Regions from separate parts of the Homo sapiens genome. Here region 1 is linked to region 2. A link is a loop called in an ENCODE intact Hi-C map of the cell type or tissue named here. Cell type or tissue: HCT116. All regions are shown on one strand.

Evidence for each region. A loop is a pair of places that touch in the nucleus more often than their neighbours do. Peaks named below come from ENCODE experiments on the same cell type or tissue, not always from the same donor. Only the 100,000 strongest peaks of a DNase experiment are listed, where the experiment ranks them.
Region 1: it touches region 2 in a loop (2.5-fold over the local background); 3 of 110 quality-filtered maps call a loop at or near these places.

What each region holds. Positions count from the first base shown.
Region 1 is chr6:135,756,936-135,764,935 of GRCh38, reverse strand. No RefSeq gene overlaps it. Among named protein-coding and RNA genes, the nearest start is that of PDE7B, 91 kb to the left of the region's middle. In HCT116, a CTCF peak has its summit at 4,922; a DNase peak (open chromatin) is centred at 4,935.
Region 2 is chr6:136,221,629-136,229,628 of GRCh38, reverse strand. No RefSeq gene overlaps it. Among named protein-coding and RNA genes, the nearest start is that of MTFR2, 25 kb to the left of the region's middle. In HCT116, a CTCF peak has its summit at 3,211 (motif pointing right); DNase peaks (open chromatin) are centred at 3,258 and 3,420; H3K4me3 peaks cover 423 bases.

The DNA.
Region 1 (8,000 bases), 460 kb after region 2:
ATAAGTAAATTGAGAGAGGTCTACCTTGTTCATGGATTAGAAGACCTGATATTGTTAAGATGTTTATTCTCCCTAGGTTGATCTACAAATTTAACTTAATTCTGGTCAAATTTCCAGAAGACTTTTGTAAAAATTGACATAATAATTCAAAAATTTACTTGGAAATGTGAAGGACCAGAACAGAGAAATAATTTTGAAAAAGAAAACAAAGTTGGCAGTTTCAATGTGTAGTAAAAAAGTACATTAATCAACACAGTGTGGTAAAGTTAAATATAAGCACATAGATCAATGGAATAGAAAGTCCTGAAGTAGACTCACACATAATGGCCAATTGATAATTTGCATGGGCAGCAATGCAATCTCATAAGGAAAGGATACTTCTTTCAATAAATGATATTGAAGCAACTGGATATTTGTATAAGAAGAATAATAAGGTCAGGCGCAGTGGCTCATGCCTGTAATGGAGGCTGAGGCAGGTGGATCACAAGGTCAAGAGATCGAGCCCATTCTTGCTAGCATGGTGAAACCCCATCTCTGCCAAAAATACAAGAAAAAAAAAAGTAGCCGGGCATGGTGGCAGGTGCCTGTAGTCCCAACTGCTTGGGAGGCTGAGGCAGGAGAATGGTGGGAGGCTGAGGCAGGAGAATGGTGTAAACCTGGGAGGCAGGAGAATGGCATGAACCTGGGAGGCGGAGCTTGCAATGAGCTGAGATTGCGCCACTGCACTCCAGCCTGGGTGACAAAGTGAGACTCCATCTCAAAAAAAAAAAAAAAGAAGAAGAAGAAAAATAAAACATAATGCTTATCTAACACCATGCAAAACAATTAATTTAAAATGTAATAATAAACCTGATTATTAAAGCTAAAACTATAACACTTCTAGAGGAAAACAAAAAAAATCTTTTAATCTTGATATATGCAGAGTTTTTTTTTAGATAAGACACAAACAATACTAATCATAAAGGAAAAATTGAACTTTTTTAAAATAAAAACTTTCTGGTCTTCAAAGACACTGTCAAAAAATAAAAAGCCAGCTGTTGACTAGGAGAAAACATTGGAATACATGTATATGATAAAACACATGTATGAAATAAAAGAGAAAATATTGGAACACATATATATGATTAAAGACACATATATACGATGAATAAATAAAGAACTATTACAACTCAATAATAAGACAACCCAATTTTAAAATAGACAAAAGAATATACATAAATGGCTAGTAATACATAAAAAGATGCTCAACATCATTAGATATTAGGGAAAACTAAAAACCACAATGAGATACCACTATACTCCCACTAGAATGGTTAAAATTAGAAAGCCTAATAATACCAAACTTTTAGTGAATGATATGGTTTGGCCCTATGTCCCCACCCAAATCTCATCTTGAATTGTACTCCCATAATTCTCATGGGTTGTGGGAGGGACCCAGTGGGAGATAGTTGAATCATGGGGGCCATTTCCCCATACTGTTCTCATGGTAGTGAATAAGTCATACGAGATCTGATGGGTTTATCAGGGGTTTCTGCTTTTGCATCTTCCTCATTTTCTTTTGCCGCCACCACGTAAGAAGTGCCTTTCACCTTCCGCCATGACTCTGAGGCCTCCCCAGCCATGTGGAATTGTAAGTTCAATTAAACCCCTTTTTCTTCCCAGTCTTATGTATATCTTTATCAGCAGTGTGAAAATGGATTAATACAGTAAATTGGTAACAGTAGAGTGGAGTGTTGCTGAAAAGATATCTGAAAATGTGGAAGCAACTTTGGAACTGGGTAACAGGCAGAGTTTGGAACAGTTTGGAGGGCTCATAAGAAAACAGGAAAATGTGGGAAAGCTTGGAACCTCCTAGAGATTTATTGAATGGCTTTAACAGAAATGCTGATAGTGATATTAATGATAAGGTCCAGGCTGAGGTGGTCTCAGATGGAGATGAGGAACTTGTTGGGAATTGGAGGAAAGGTAACTCTTGTTATGTTTTACAAAGAGACTCTTAGTATTTTGCCCCTGCCCTAGAGATTTGTGGAACTTTGAACTTGAGAGAGATGATTTAGGGTATCTGGCAGAAGAAATTTCTAAGCAGCAAAGCATTCAAGAGGTGACTTGGGTGCTGATAAAAGCATTCCATTTTAAAACAGAGCACAAAAGTTTGGAAAATTTGCAGCCTGACAATGGAGCAGAAAAGAAAAGAAAAAGACCAATTTTTTGAGGAGAAATTCAAGCTGGCTGCAGAAATTTACATAAGTAACAAGGATGTTAATCACCAAGACAATGGAGAAAATGTCTCCAGGGCATGTCATAGGTCTTCATGGCAGCCCCTCCCATCACAGACCTGGAAGCCTAGGAGGAAAAAATGGTTTCATGGACCAGGCCCAGGGTCCTCATGTGGTGTGCAGCCTAGGGACTTGGTGCCATGTGTCCCAGCTACTCCAGCCATTGCTAAAAGAGACCAAGGTACAGCTTGGCCCATGGTTTCAGAGGGTGCAAGCCCCAAGCCTTGGCAGCTTCTACGTGGTACTGTGCCTGCGAGTGCACAGAAGTCAAGAATTGAGGTTTGGGAAACTCCACCTAGATTTCAGAAGATGTATGGAAACACCTGGATGCCCAGGCAAAAGTTTGCTGCAAGAGTAGGGCCCTCATGGAGAACTCTGCTAGGGCAATGTTGGAGGGAAATGTGGGATCAGAGCCCCTACACAGATTCCCTACTGGGGTACTGTCTAGTGGAGCTGTGAGAAGAGGGCCACTGTCCTCCAGACCCCAGAATCGTAGATCCACCAACAGCTTGTGCCATGTGCCTGGAAAAGCTGCAGACACTCAATGCCAGCACATGAAAGCAGCCAGGAGGGGCGTTATACTCTGCAAAGCTTCAGGGGTGGAGATTCCCAAGACTATGGGAATCTACCTCTTGCATCAGCGTGACTTGGATGTGAGACATGGAATCAAAGGATATCATTTTGGAGCTTTAGAATTTGACTGCCCTGCTGGATTTTGGACTTGCATGGAGCCTGTAATCCCTTTGTTTTGGCCAATTTCTACCATTTAGGATGGCTGTATTTACCCATTACCTGTACCCCCATTGTATCTAGGAAGTAACTAGCTTGCTTTTGATGTTACAGGCTCATAGGTGGAAGGGACTTGCCTTGTCCCAGACGAGGCTTTGGACTGTGGACTTTTGGGTTACTGCTGAATTGAGTTTAGACTTTGAGGGACTGTTGGGAAGGTATAATTGGTTTCAAAATGTGACAATAAGAGATTTGGAGGGGCCAGGGGTGGAATGATATGGTTTGGCTCTGTGTCCCCACCCAAATCTCATTTTGAATTATACTCCCATAATTCCCATGTGTTGTGGGAAGGACCAGGTGGGAGATAATTTGAATCATGTGGGCGGCTTCCCCCATGCTGTCCTCATGGTAGTGAATAAGTCTCATGAGATCTGATGGGTTTATCAGGGGTTTCTGCTTTTGCATCTTCCTCATTTTCTCTTGCCACCATCATGTAAGAAGCACCTTTCACCTCCCGCCATGACTCTGAGGCCTCCCCAGCCATGTGTAACTGTAAGTCCAATTAAACCTCTTTTTCTTCCCAGTCTCAGGTATGTCTTTATCAGCAGTGGGAAAAAGGACTGACAGTGAGCTTCTGAAACTTCTACATTGCTGATGGGAGTGTAAAATACTGCAGATATGTTTAAAACACGTTGCAGTTTCATATTCATATAAAATTAAACATATAGTTACCATATTAAGTTACTAACTGGCAGGTATTTGCCCAAGAGAAAAGTTACAAATATCCATTTTTAAAAAACTTGTACATGAGGTCAGGTGCAGTGGCTCACGCCTGTAATCCCAGCACTTTGGGAGGCCAAGGCAGGTGGATCACCTGAGGTTAGGAGTTAGAGACCACCCTGGCTGACATGGTGAAACCCCATCTCTACTAAAAATACAAAAATTAGCCAGGCGTGGTGGTAGGCACCTGTAATCCCAGCTACTTGGGAAGCTGATACAGGAGAATCACTTGAACCCGGGAGGCAGAGGTTGTAGTGAGCCAAGATCCGAGATCATGCCACTGCACTCCAGCTTGGGCAACAAAGAGAGAAACTCCATCTAAAAAAACAAAACAAAACAAAACAAAAACAAACACAAACACAAACAAAAAACAACAACTTGTACATGAATACTCATGGCATCTTTGTTCATAGTAGCCAAGCTGGGTACAATTCAAATGTCATTAATGGGTGAATGGTTAAAGAAACTGTCATATATTCAGACAGTAAAATACTATTCAGCAGTAAAAAAGAATACATTACTTCCTTTTGCAAAACATAGATGAACCTCACAGACATCGAATTGAATAAAAGAAGCCAGACACAAAAGAGTACATATCATGAGATTCAATTTTTCATGAATATGTAGAATAGGCAAAACTATACTACTGCAACAAAAGGAGATTCTCATCTCTGGAGTGGCAGCTGAATGGGGGAGATTAACTACAAAAGGGCATGAGGGAATTTCCTGGGGAAATGGAAGTATTTTATATTTTGATTTGAGTAATGAATGTACAGAAGTATATATTTATTGAGTCATCAACCGGTGCGTGTGAAATGTGTGGATTTTATTGTATGTAGATTATGCCTAAATAAAGTTGATTTTTAAAAAATGGAGTAGGGTAAGGAGGATTTATTTTGGTAAACACTTATAGACTGTCCACAGGCTTCAGTTACTATTTAGATAGAGAGAGAATCAAATAAGAGTCATCTCTCACCCAACTGTCTAGTGGAGGATGCAAGAAAGCAAAGGGATGACTTCAGAAGATTGCCGTGAAGATTGACAAAGATACAGACACTGGCAAATCTGCCTCACTAGAGAAGCTTCCTAGAATAAAATTGAACTTTCACTTGTTGAATTCCGGTACTGTCCGTGAGGGGGAGACGTTCGCCTTTCAAGATTTGAATGGATCATCCAGTAGAACAGTGTTGGGGTTGACTTGAATGAGCAAAATAGGACAAAATCCTCTTCCTCAAAGGATCTCACTGTTGTGTCACAGAGAGATAACCATGAAATTTCAGCTCAAGGTGATTTCTGTTATAGAAATATATGCAGAAATCATTAAGAGATGGGAAGATTAATCCTATAGGGGACAGCTGAGAGGAGGCAGGCCAAGGTAGAATTCATTTATTTTATTTTACTTTTTTAGAGGCAGGGTCTTGCTATGTGGCTCAGGCTGGTCTCAAATGCCTGGGCTCAAATGATCGTCCCATCTCAGCCTCCCCAGTAGCTGAGATTACAGGAGCGAGTCACAGCACCTGGCCAAAAGAATTCATAAAGAAGCTATCTCAACAAATTCTGAAGGATGAATAGGAGTTTCCAAAGGACCAAAAAGCAAGCACATTCTTGGGGGAGGAAAATCCCCCTCCAAAGGCAGGTTATTATGAAGACCAAATGAGCAAATTTGAAGGTAACCCCAATAACACCTAGCATATACTAGGCACTGAAGTAGGGTGCTGTTTTAATGGAAAAGGTTTTCTCCCACCAAACTGTGAAATCCTTGAGAGCAGGGTTTTTTTCTCCTGTTGTTTAATCTCTTTAGGTGATTCTAGCTCTAATATTAGGTAGTAACTCTGATAAATGTGGGCATTTAGTTCTTACAGAAGGAGCAATGCTATTATTCATATCACACTAATAATATTATCAAGTGTTTACATACTCCTTGCTAAATTTCAGGTATGTATTTATCCAACTACAGAACAAATGTAAGATCCAAACTAAACAGCAAAATATCTGGAGGCTTACTTAGTATTAGAAAGATCTGTTATAATGTAAGCTTTGTCCAAAAATATCAATTTATGTTAATGGTATATGCCTAAAGTCAGATTTTGACAGATATAGATTTGGCAAAAAGATATAGAAAGCTCTAATCTCCTAGCATCTAAGATTAAATGTCTAATAATAGTCTTCAAGAGAAAAATGTTCAAGGTATACATTTTAAATTATCCTCTTCTTTTTTAGAGCAATACAGTTTCATAAGTTATCATTTTAGATGTTCTAAATAGCTGCACTTTCTGTGTTAGTACATTACCAACAGGACTTGCCCAAGATAAGTGATCGGGTTTAGCCAACATAGGCTTAAGAAAAATAATTCCACTAATAGCCTACATAAAACCATAGAATATTTTATGTTCCATGTTACAGAAAAGAGTAATGAGTTCTATGTCTGAATGTTTACCTGAGTGTGGTGCCAGGTGCCTGTAGTCCCAGCTGCTCAGGAGGCTGGGGCAGGAGAATCGCTTGAACCTGGGAGGTAGAGGTTTCAGTGAGCCGAGATCACACCGCTGCACTCCAGCCTGGGCAACAGAGTGAAACTCTGCCTCAAAATTAATTAATTAATTAATTAATTAATTAATTAATTAAAATTAAAAAAATGAATGTGTGGCAAAGTGACCCTGTGCTTCATGGACCCTGTGTCTCCTCGGAAAGATCTAAGAAATGATTCCAGCTCAATAGGCATTCATGAACATTAAATGTTATACCATTTTTAAGTCACTAGGACAAAGGCTGGCACACAGTATAACTCCATTCATGTTTCCTCTTTTCTTTCTGGAAAAAAAATTCAAAAATTTTATTTATCTATTTTCGTTTAAATAGTTGCTTTAAAAGCTGGCTTGCATAAGGAAGTAATTCACCTATAAATGGAAACTCACTTAAAATGGAAAAAGAAACAAATAATCATTTACTTAGTAAAAGTCCTTAACACTTTGAATCCCAACCTCCTCAAAAAAGTTTGATTTTATTCTTAAATTTTGAGCTCAAAAACAAAGAACAGAAGTTATTTATAAATAAAAAGCATTAATTGATGACCTTTGGTGAGATCAACAGATTAAAATGCTCAGAAGTACTCAGAGACTTAACCGTTTCCCAAACTCCACAATGCAAAAAGATCTATATTTTCTCTCCTTTAGAAAAGAGAGAGAAAAAAACATACATACAGAGAAATAGAGTACAGCATGTATATGACTTTAACTCTGGAAATGGAAACTAAAATCCACTGACTTAAGTTTTTTTGTCTTCTGATCTTGATGATAGCACCATCTCTTTGTGTTTTAAATATATATATATTTAAAGTAATTATGCTCCTAAGAAAACCTTTACATCAAAATGCATGTATTTTTATGGTTTATCTTCTATATTTTAATCTAAAACTTCCTTTTTTCACCCAATATTTCATGGATATGCTTTGGTGCCCATACATCCTAATCTCACTCTTTGCATTTAATGAATAAACTAAAACCTATTTAAATAATGACAGATATGTTTCATTTTATTTTTTAGAAAACAACATACTGCAATTAATATTAAATATATACATATATCTTTACACATTTTTTAAAGTATTTCTTTAGATTAAATTCCTGAACAGTGAATTGTTAGGCCAGAAGAGGTACACATTTTCATATTTAATAGGTACTGACAAATTGCCTTCTAGAAATAGTATTTGAAAAAAAGTTATTGGTAGCATGGCGCTATATGGAAGTTGATTATCTTTGGCTTGGCTTTTTTCCTCTTAGTTGAAGATATATAGATACAGATATACAAATAGATGTACACAAATATACATATATATACACATATACACATACAAACTAAAGCATGCATATGCATATATGTTCGTATTCTCTAATATGTACTACATGTACTGGAATATATATTGATTTGTATGTGTATACATAGATATGTATGTGCATGTGTGTATGAAATCTCCAAATCTTTCCATTAGAATAGATTCTGCATTCACTTATATATAATTATGAGTCTCTCTTTTGACTGGGAATCTTAAAGATTTCAAACTGTTTTTCTTTATTATGACAGCTTGCATTTAATTGGACAAGGACATTTGAGATGTGGAGGAAACAGGGTGGAAAAGATGCTTCATATAAAAAACATGCTTTTCAAAACTGTTAAAAACATAAAATACCACTGGAATTCTACTAGCCAACAGCCGTGTGT
Region 2 (8,000 bases):
AAGAGTTTGTTTTCTCTTGAAATAACTTTTTTTATTTCCCAAGTAGGTAGGCTTGCATTTTCAGTGTTCTAGTTTCCTTGTTCAAAAATGTGTAATCAACAATCCTTCAACAACCAGCAGGAATCTTTGGAAGATACTATCCTCTGCCAAGTGAAGTATATCATTTCTTGACAAACCCCAAGTTGGCTTTTTGGTGGGCTTTTTTGCTCTTCGTTAGAATGGATTTCCTGCCTTCCCAAAGCACATTTCAACACCAGTGATGCATTAGAATTGAGTTGACTTTATGCTTCCCTGTGTTTCGAAGTATAACTCCTGGTATCTGGGAGGACATGACCATATGCCCTAAAATCTGCAGTGGCCTAATTTTGGGCTCCCGGTAACTGTTGTGTTCACTTTAGAATTCTTGAGGATTGGGGATTCAGTTTAGGCCTTCCTCATGAGCCTATACATAAATGACCTCATGCCAAATGTTATAAAATTCAGATTTGATTACTTTAAAATTCGATGAAATTACTGTAAATGCTGCAGCTTTCTCTTGCAAGTTACGTTAATAGCTTCCTTTCCTGACTCTGAAACACTTCTCTTGCTTGCCCTGGAGAAGTCCCTTCTCCCACTTCCTCAAATGCCTTTGAGTGGGTTTCATTTCCCTCCAAACTGGGTGTTAGTTAGTGCCCTCAAACTAAGGTGTTTGAGCAAGGATGTTTCACAAAACATTCTAATAGTATTTTATATTTGGAAAAATTTTAAAAAGGGTTTTATAATATAGACTGCAAGAAGTTAATGTTCAAAATCTTGACTGGTTGATATGCAGATGGTAGTGGTTTTCAAAGCAGGGAGGGGAGACGTGACTACCTAGGAGTGTGTATCAAAATCTGGAGAGGACCCAGATTGGAAACAGTGGCATGGGCCCCCTGGGGATGGCGGATCAAAAGGTCATACTTTTATAATGACTATGTATTTGTGTTTTAATTATGAAATCTAAATAAAAATTTCCAACAGTCCATTAAGGTTCCTATAACAAAATACCGTAAACAGAGGGGCTTATAAACAACAGAAATTTATTTCTCACAGTTCTGGAGGCTGGGAAGCCCAAGATCAAGGTGCTGGCAGATTTGGTGTCTGGGGGTGGGCCTGCTTCCTGGTTCATAGAAGGCCTAGCCATCTTCTTGCTGTGTCTTCACGTAGCTGAAGGGGTGAGAGAGCTCTCTGGGGTTTTTTACAAGGGCACTAATCGCAATCACGAGGACTCCGCCCTCTTGACCTAATCATCTCCCAAAAGCCTCACCTCCTAAATACGATCACCTTGGGAGTTAGGATTTCAACGTGTGAATTTTGGGGGAACAGAAACGTTCCATCCATTGGAATTAGGTTTGGGGAGAAACAGCCATTTACACGGAGGATAATTTAGGTGGTAGCAATCGGGAAACAGCATTTTAAACAGGTTTTGCCAGATATAAAGCACACTCTCTTCTCAGATTGGAGAGGCTAAGTATACAATGGATTTATTTTAAATTGATCCTCTTCCCCTCAAAAAAACCAACCAACCAAACAAAAACAAACAAAAAACCCCACAAAACCCGAACAGGTCAAGAAGAGTGACGTGTGAGATTTTATATCAGAAAAGGGCTGTTGATTTGGTTTCTCTGGCAAGCAGGCTCTGAGTAGAGATGAATGTGCAGGACATCTCTCTGGGCGTGTCCTCAGGATAATACTCAGGTGAGGGGGCAGCTGGGCTGTGATGCAATCTCAGCAGGGCCTCAGCAGAACCCCAGGGGCTCTGGAGTGGTCCCCCATCACTCTGGGAGTGCTGAGTCTCTACACTTTCTCGTTGACTAAGTACTGGGGGGCTTGACCTTGAACAAAGCAACCTTCTTGAGCTGAGGGCAGTTTTCAGAGAGGGTTGTCAGAGGACAACCTCTGTTGAGGACAGAACATGGTGGTGCATCACAGTCCACTACAGGGGACGCGGATTCTAAAATTGTGGCAGAGCCGGACATAATAGCTTTGCCTTAAGTTCCAGAGCCTGTCTTGCATTGCAGTTAGCTTGAGTAGTACAAATTGTCCGGAATTTCCAGTACCTACTGCCTTGTTATCCTTTGACCAGACTAGTTCTTATATTTACCTTGTGGGAAATGCTTGCTTTTAAAAAATTGATGGTGGGGTTGGGTAGGAAAGCCTTCCTGTCTCTAAAGATCTATTCCTGTCAGCTCCCGAAGTGTCTGTGCCTGTGGCCTTGCTCGTGGGTCATTCCACGGTGACTTCTGCAGCTGCATGGGGAAAACTAGGGCTGGGAAAACTATGGCTGGTTGATCACAGCTTTGCCCTTTCCTCTTCCTGGAAATTCCTGTGTTTACAAGGACTCAGAGCATGAAGCAGTGATCGCATCATGGAAATGCATCGGGAGAACTGAGTTATCACTTCTCTGGGCCTCAAACTCCTCAACTGTAAAATGAGGAGGCCAAACGGAATGTGCTCCAAAGTCCAATGTACAACACTAACATTCTATGATTTACTTCTTCCAGTGAAAAAAGACACAATCACAGCTCAGCTGGGTTGCAGTTTCAGTTTTCTGCACTCTGTGTCCAATTTGGACACAGTGGGGAAGTGGTCTGTAGGTCCCAGAGAACTTCTGTTCCACTGTATTTAAGAATAAGCTGTAATTGACCTTTTAGGTGATAAAGCTCTCACTTTGGTTTTTTGTTTTTTGTTTGTTTTTGAGAAGGAGTAGTAGTTCTGTTCCTAGTGCTTGCCATGGAGGTATATCAGCACTATGCAATGCAGGCTATTGTTATCTTCATTCTACAGATGAGGAGCTAGGCATAGAGAGAGACTATCTCCACCCCAGTAGATAACCCAGGTTCTCACAGCTGATTAAGTGGCAGAGCTGGAATTTTCATTTTTTATTTTTCCCCTGAACCTGAGCCATTCTTCTGCCTCAACCTTCCAAGAAGCTGGGACTACAGGTGCGTGCCACTGTGCTGGGCTTTAAGAGCTGGGATTTGAACCCAAGCAGATGGGTTTTCCAACCCATGTTTTAAGCTCCTAGTCAACAGTTCTCATCTTATACATTTGTTTATCTATTTATTTTAGATTTTGCTGTGTCCTAGAAAGAATTTAAGGCAGTTTACAAGGATATGTATAGCACGGCAAAATAATGGAACAGGAAACTGAAAGAGGAAAAAGCCGTCAGGCTGCAGTTCTCCATATTTACCACGAGAGGACAGTATAACACCGAGAGCGCCCAGGCTGGTGGCCCCCTGCTAACCTGTTACTACGTTCAGATGAAATTATAGAAATTACGGAAAAAGCGAGGTTAGATTTAGTATTAATTGCAAAAGTAGCTTACATTTAAGGACACTAAGGAATTATAATACAGCTATATCCTTGTCAGGCCTGAGATTATTCACGTCATCAGGCCGATTCAACTGTTTTCCCAGCAAATAACATATTTTGTGAAATTCAATGATGAAAGCCAGGGATAGTATTGCTTAATTGTTAAATTTCAACACTGCAGTGGGATTCTCACAGGTTCTTTAGGTTAAGTACAACTATCGATTTCACTGCTACAAAACAGCCCAAGGCTTATTTTGAAAGACATGATTATAGTTTCTGCTTTTATAACTGGTAAAGATTGGTAAATTAGAGTGGTGGAATGTTTATTAGGTATATCATAACTAATACATGCAAATAAGGGCTTCCAAAGATATTATATTCGTTTAAAAGATCGTTTAAAATACTCGTTAAAAGACAAATGCCAAGGCAAATTATGCCAGGATGGCGCTTTGCAGACCAGAAGGTGAGTACTGCTTCTCGAGCATGGGAGACCACATTTGAAGTGGGATGAAGTGGTGGTGGTGTCTGCTGGATCCCCAAGTGTCGTGGGGGGGGACCTGGTGAGAGGTAATTGAGTCATGGGGGTGGGGTTTTCCCGTGCTGTTCTTGTGACAGTGAGTAAGTCTCATGTGATCTGCTGGTTTTATAAAGGGCAGTTTCCCTGCACCTACTCTCTTGCCTGCCACCATATAAGACATGCCTTTGCTCCTCCTTTGGCTTCCACCATGATTGTGAGGCCTCCCCAGCCATGTGGAACTGTGAGTCCATTAAACCTCTTCTTTTTTAAAATTTAATCTAATTTTATTTATTTATTTATCTATTTTATTTTACTTTAAGTTCCGGGATATATGTGCAGAAAGTGCAGGTTTGTCACATAGGTATACGTGTGCCATGGTGGTTTGCTGCACCTATGGACCCATCCTTTAAGTTCCCTCTTCTTTTTCCCCATCCCGCAACGGGCCCTGGTGTGTGTTGTTCTCCTACCTGTGTCCATGTGCTCTCATTGCTCAATTCCCAGTTACGAGTGAGAATATGTGGTGTTTGGATTTCTGTTCCTGTGTTAGTTTGCTGAGGATGATGACTTCTAGCTTCTTCCAAGCTCCTGCAAATGACATGATCTTATTCCTTTTTATGGCTGCATAGTATTCCATCGTGTATATGGACCACATTTTCTTTATTCAGTCCATCATTGATGGGCATTTGGGTTGGTTCCATGACTTTGCTATTGTAAATAGTGCTGCAATAAACATACATGTGCATGTGTTTTCATAGTAGAATGATTTATATTCCTTTGGGTATATACTCAGTAATGAGATTGCTGAGTCAAATGGTATTTCTGGTTCTAGATCCTTGAGGAATCACTGTACTGTCTTCCACAATGGTTGAACTAATTTACATTCCCACCAACAGTGTAAAAGCATTCCTGTTTCTCCACAGCCTCGCCAGCATCTGTTTCTTGACTTTTTAATAATCACCATGCTGACTGGCGTGAGATTGTTATTTCATTGTGGTTTTGATTTGCATTTCTCTAATGATCAGTGATGTTGAGCTTTCTTTCATATGTTTGTTGGCTGTGTAAATGTCTTCTTTTGAGAAGTGTCTGTTCATATCCTTTGCCCACTTTTTGATGGGGTTGTTTGATTTTTTTCTTGTAAATTTGTTGAAGTTCCTTATAAATTCTGACTATTAGATCTTTGTCAGATGGGTAGATTGCAAAAATTTTCTCCCATTCTGTAGGTTGCCTGTTCACTCTGATGATAGTTTCTTTTGCTCTGCAGAAGCTCTTCAGTTTAATTAGAAACCGTTTGTCAATTTTGGCTTTTGTTGCAATTGCTTTCAGCATTTTAGTCATGAAGTCTTTGCCCATGCCTATGTCCTGAATGGCATTGCCTAGGTTTTCTTCTAGGGTTTTTATGGTTTTGGGTTTTACATTTAAGTCTTTAATCCATCTTGAGTTAATTTTTGTATAAGGTATAAGGAAGGGGTCCAGTTTCAGTTTTCTGCATATGGCTAACCAGTTTTCCCAGCACCATTTATTGAGTAGGGAATCCTTTCCCCATTGCTTGTTTTTATCAAGTTTGTCGAAGATCAGATGGTTGGAGATGTGTGGTGTTATTTCTGAGGCCTCTGTTCTGTTCCATTGGTCTATATGTCTGTTTTGGGATGAGTACCATGCTGTTTTGGTTACTGTAGCCTTGTATACTTTGAAGGCAGGTAGCGTGATGCCTCTAGCTTTGTTCTTTTTGCTTAGGATTGTCTTGGGTATACAGGATCTTCTTTGATTCCATATGAAATTTAAAGTAGTTTTTTTTTTTTGTTTGTTTTTTGTTTTTTTGAGACGGAGTTTCGCCCTTGTTGCCCAAGCTAGAGTGGTGCAGTGGTGCGATCTTGGCTCACCTCAACCTCCACCTCCTGGGTTCAAGCAATTCTCCTGCCTCAGCCTCCCGAGTTACTGGGATTACAGGCATGTGCCACCATGCCTGGCTAATTTTGTATTTTTAGTAGAGATTGGGTTTCTCCATGTTGGTCAGGCTGGTCTGGAACTCCCGACTTCAGGTTATCTGCCTGCCTCGGCCTCCCAAAGTGCTGGGATTACAGGCGTGAGCTACCGCGCCTGGCCTAAAGTAGGTTTTTCTAATTCTGTGAAGAATGTCAATGGTAGTTTGATGGGAATAGCATTGAATCTATAAATTACTTCGGGCAGTATGGCCATTTTCACAATATTGATTCTTCCTATCCGTGAGGATAGAATTTTTTCCATTTGTGTCCTCTCTTATTTCCTTGAGCAGTGGTTTGGAAATAAGAGAGGACCTTGAAGAGGTCCTTCACATCCCTTGTAGCTGTATTCCTTGGTATTTTATTCTCTTTATAGCAATCGTGAATGGGAGTTCATTCATAATTTGGCTCTCTGCTTGCTTATTGTTGGTGTAAAGAAATGCTTGTGAGTTTTGGACATTGATTTTGTATCCTGAGGCTTTGCTGAAGTTGCTTATCAGCTTAAGGAGTTTTTGGGCTGAGATGATGGGGTTTTCTAAATATAAAATAATGTTGTCTGCAAACAGAGACAATTTGATTTCATCTTTCTTTTTTTTTTGAGATGGAGTCTCACTCTGTTGCCCAGGCTGGAGTGCAGTGGCGTGATCTCGGCTCACTGCAATCTCCGCCTCCTGGGTTCAAGCAATTCTCTGCCTCAGACTCTTGAGTAGCTGGGATTACAGGTGCCTGCCACCATGGCTGGCTAATTTTTTTGTATTTTAGGTAGAGACAGGGTTTCACCATCTTGTCAGGCTGTTCTTGAACTCCTGACCTCGTGATCCTCCTGCCACGGCCTCCCAAAGTGCTGAGATTACAGGCATGGGCCAACGTGCCCGGCCTGACTTCCTCTCTTCTTATCTGAGTACACTTTCTTTTTTTCTCTTGCCTGATTGCCCTGGGCAGAACTTCCAACACTATGTTGAATAGGAGTGGTGAGAGAGGGCATCCTTGTTTTGTACTGGTTTTCACAGGGAAAGCTTCCTGCTTTTGCCCATTCAATGTGATATTGGCTGTGGGTTTGTCATACATAGCTCTTATTATTTTGAGATATGTTCCATCAATACCTAGTTTATTGAGGGTTTTTAACATGAAGGGATGTTGAAGTTTATCAAAGGCCTTTTCTGCATCTATTGAGATAATCATGTGGTTTTTGTCTTCGGTTCTTTTTATGTGATGGATTACATTTATTGATTTGTGTATGTTGAACCAGCCTTGCATCCCAGGGATGAAGCCGGCTTGATCATGGTGGATAAGTTTTTTGATGTGCTGCTGGATTTGGTTTGTCAGTGTTTTATTGAGGATTTTTGCATCAGTGTTCATCAGGGATATTGGTCTGAAGTTTTCTTTGTGTGTGTGTGTGTGTGTGTCTCTGCCAGGTTTTGATATCAGGATGACGCTGACCTCATAAAATGAGTTAGGGAGGAGTCCCTTCTTTTCAATTGTTTGGAATAGTTTCAGAAGGAATGGTATTGTCTCCTCTTTGTGCCTCTGGTAGAATTTGGCTGTGGTCATGGGCTTTTTTTGGTTGGTAGGCTATTAATTACTACCTCAATTTCAGAACTTGTTATTGGTCTATTTAGGGACTCGACTTCTTCCTGGTTTAGTTTTGGGAGTGTATGTGTCCAGGAATTTATCCATCTCTTCTAGATTTTCTAGTTTATTTGTGTAGAGGTGTTTATAGTATTCTCTGATGGTAGTTTGTATTTCTGTGGGATCCGTGGTGATATCCTCTTTATCATTAAAACTCTTTTTCTTTATAAATTACTCAGTCTTGGGTGTGTCTTTATTAGCAGTGTGAGAACTAATACAACTCATTTTGAAGAATTTACTCATTTTTCAGAATTCCTGGTAAGAGTGTTGTCAGTAAATCAGTCATAAGACTTTAAAATAATCAACATATGTTGTGACCAATATTGCCTGGATAGGTGTTTGGATCCAAGATTTAAAGTTAGTTTTAACAGATGATAGAGTAAAATTTGAAGAAAGATGAAAATATTTTTGACTATTTAAGTTAAAAGCAGGTTGGTTTTGACAAAAGCCATTGAAGTAGTGTGTAAAAAATACATGTGTTTTCCTATATTCTTCAAGAAGTAATGTACGTGGGACTTTTATACCCATCTGTTATTTTCTAC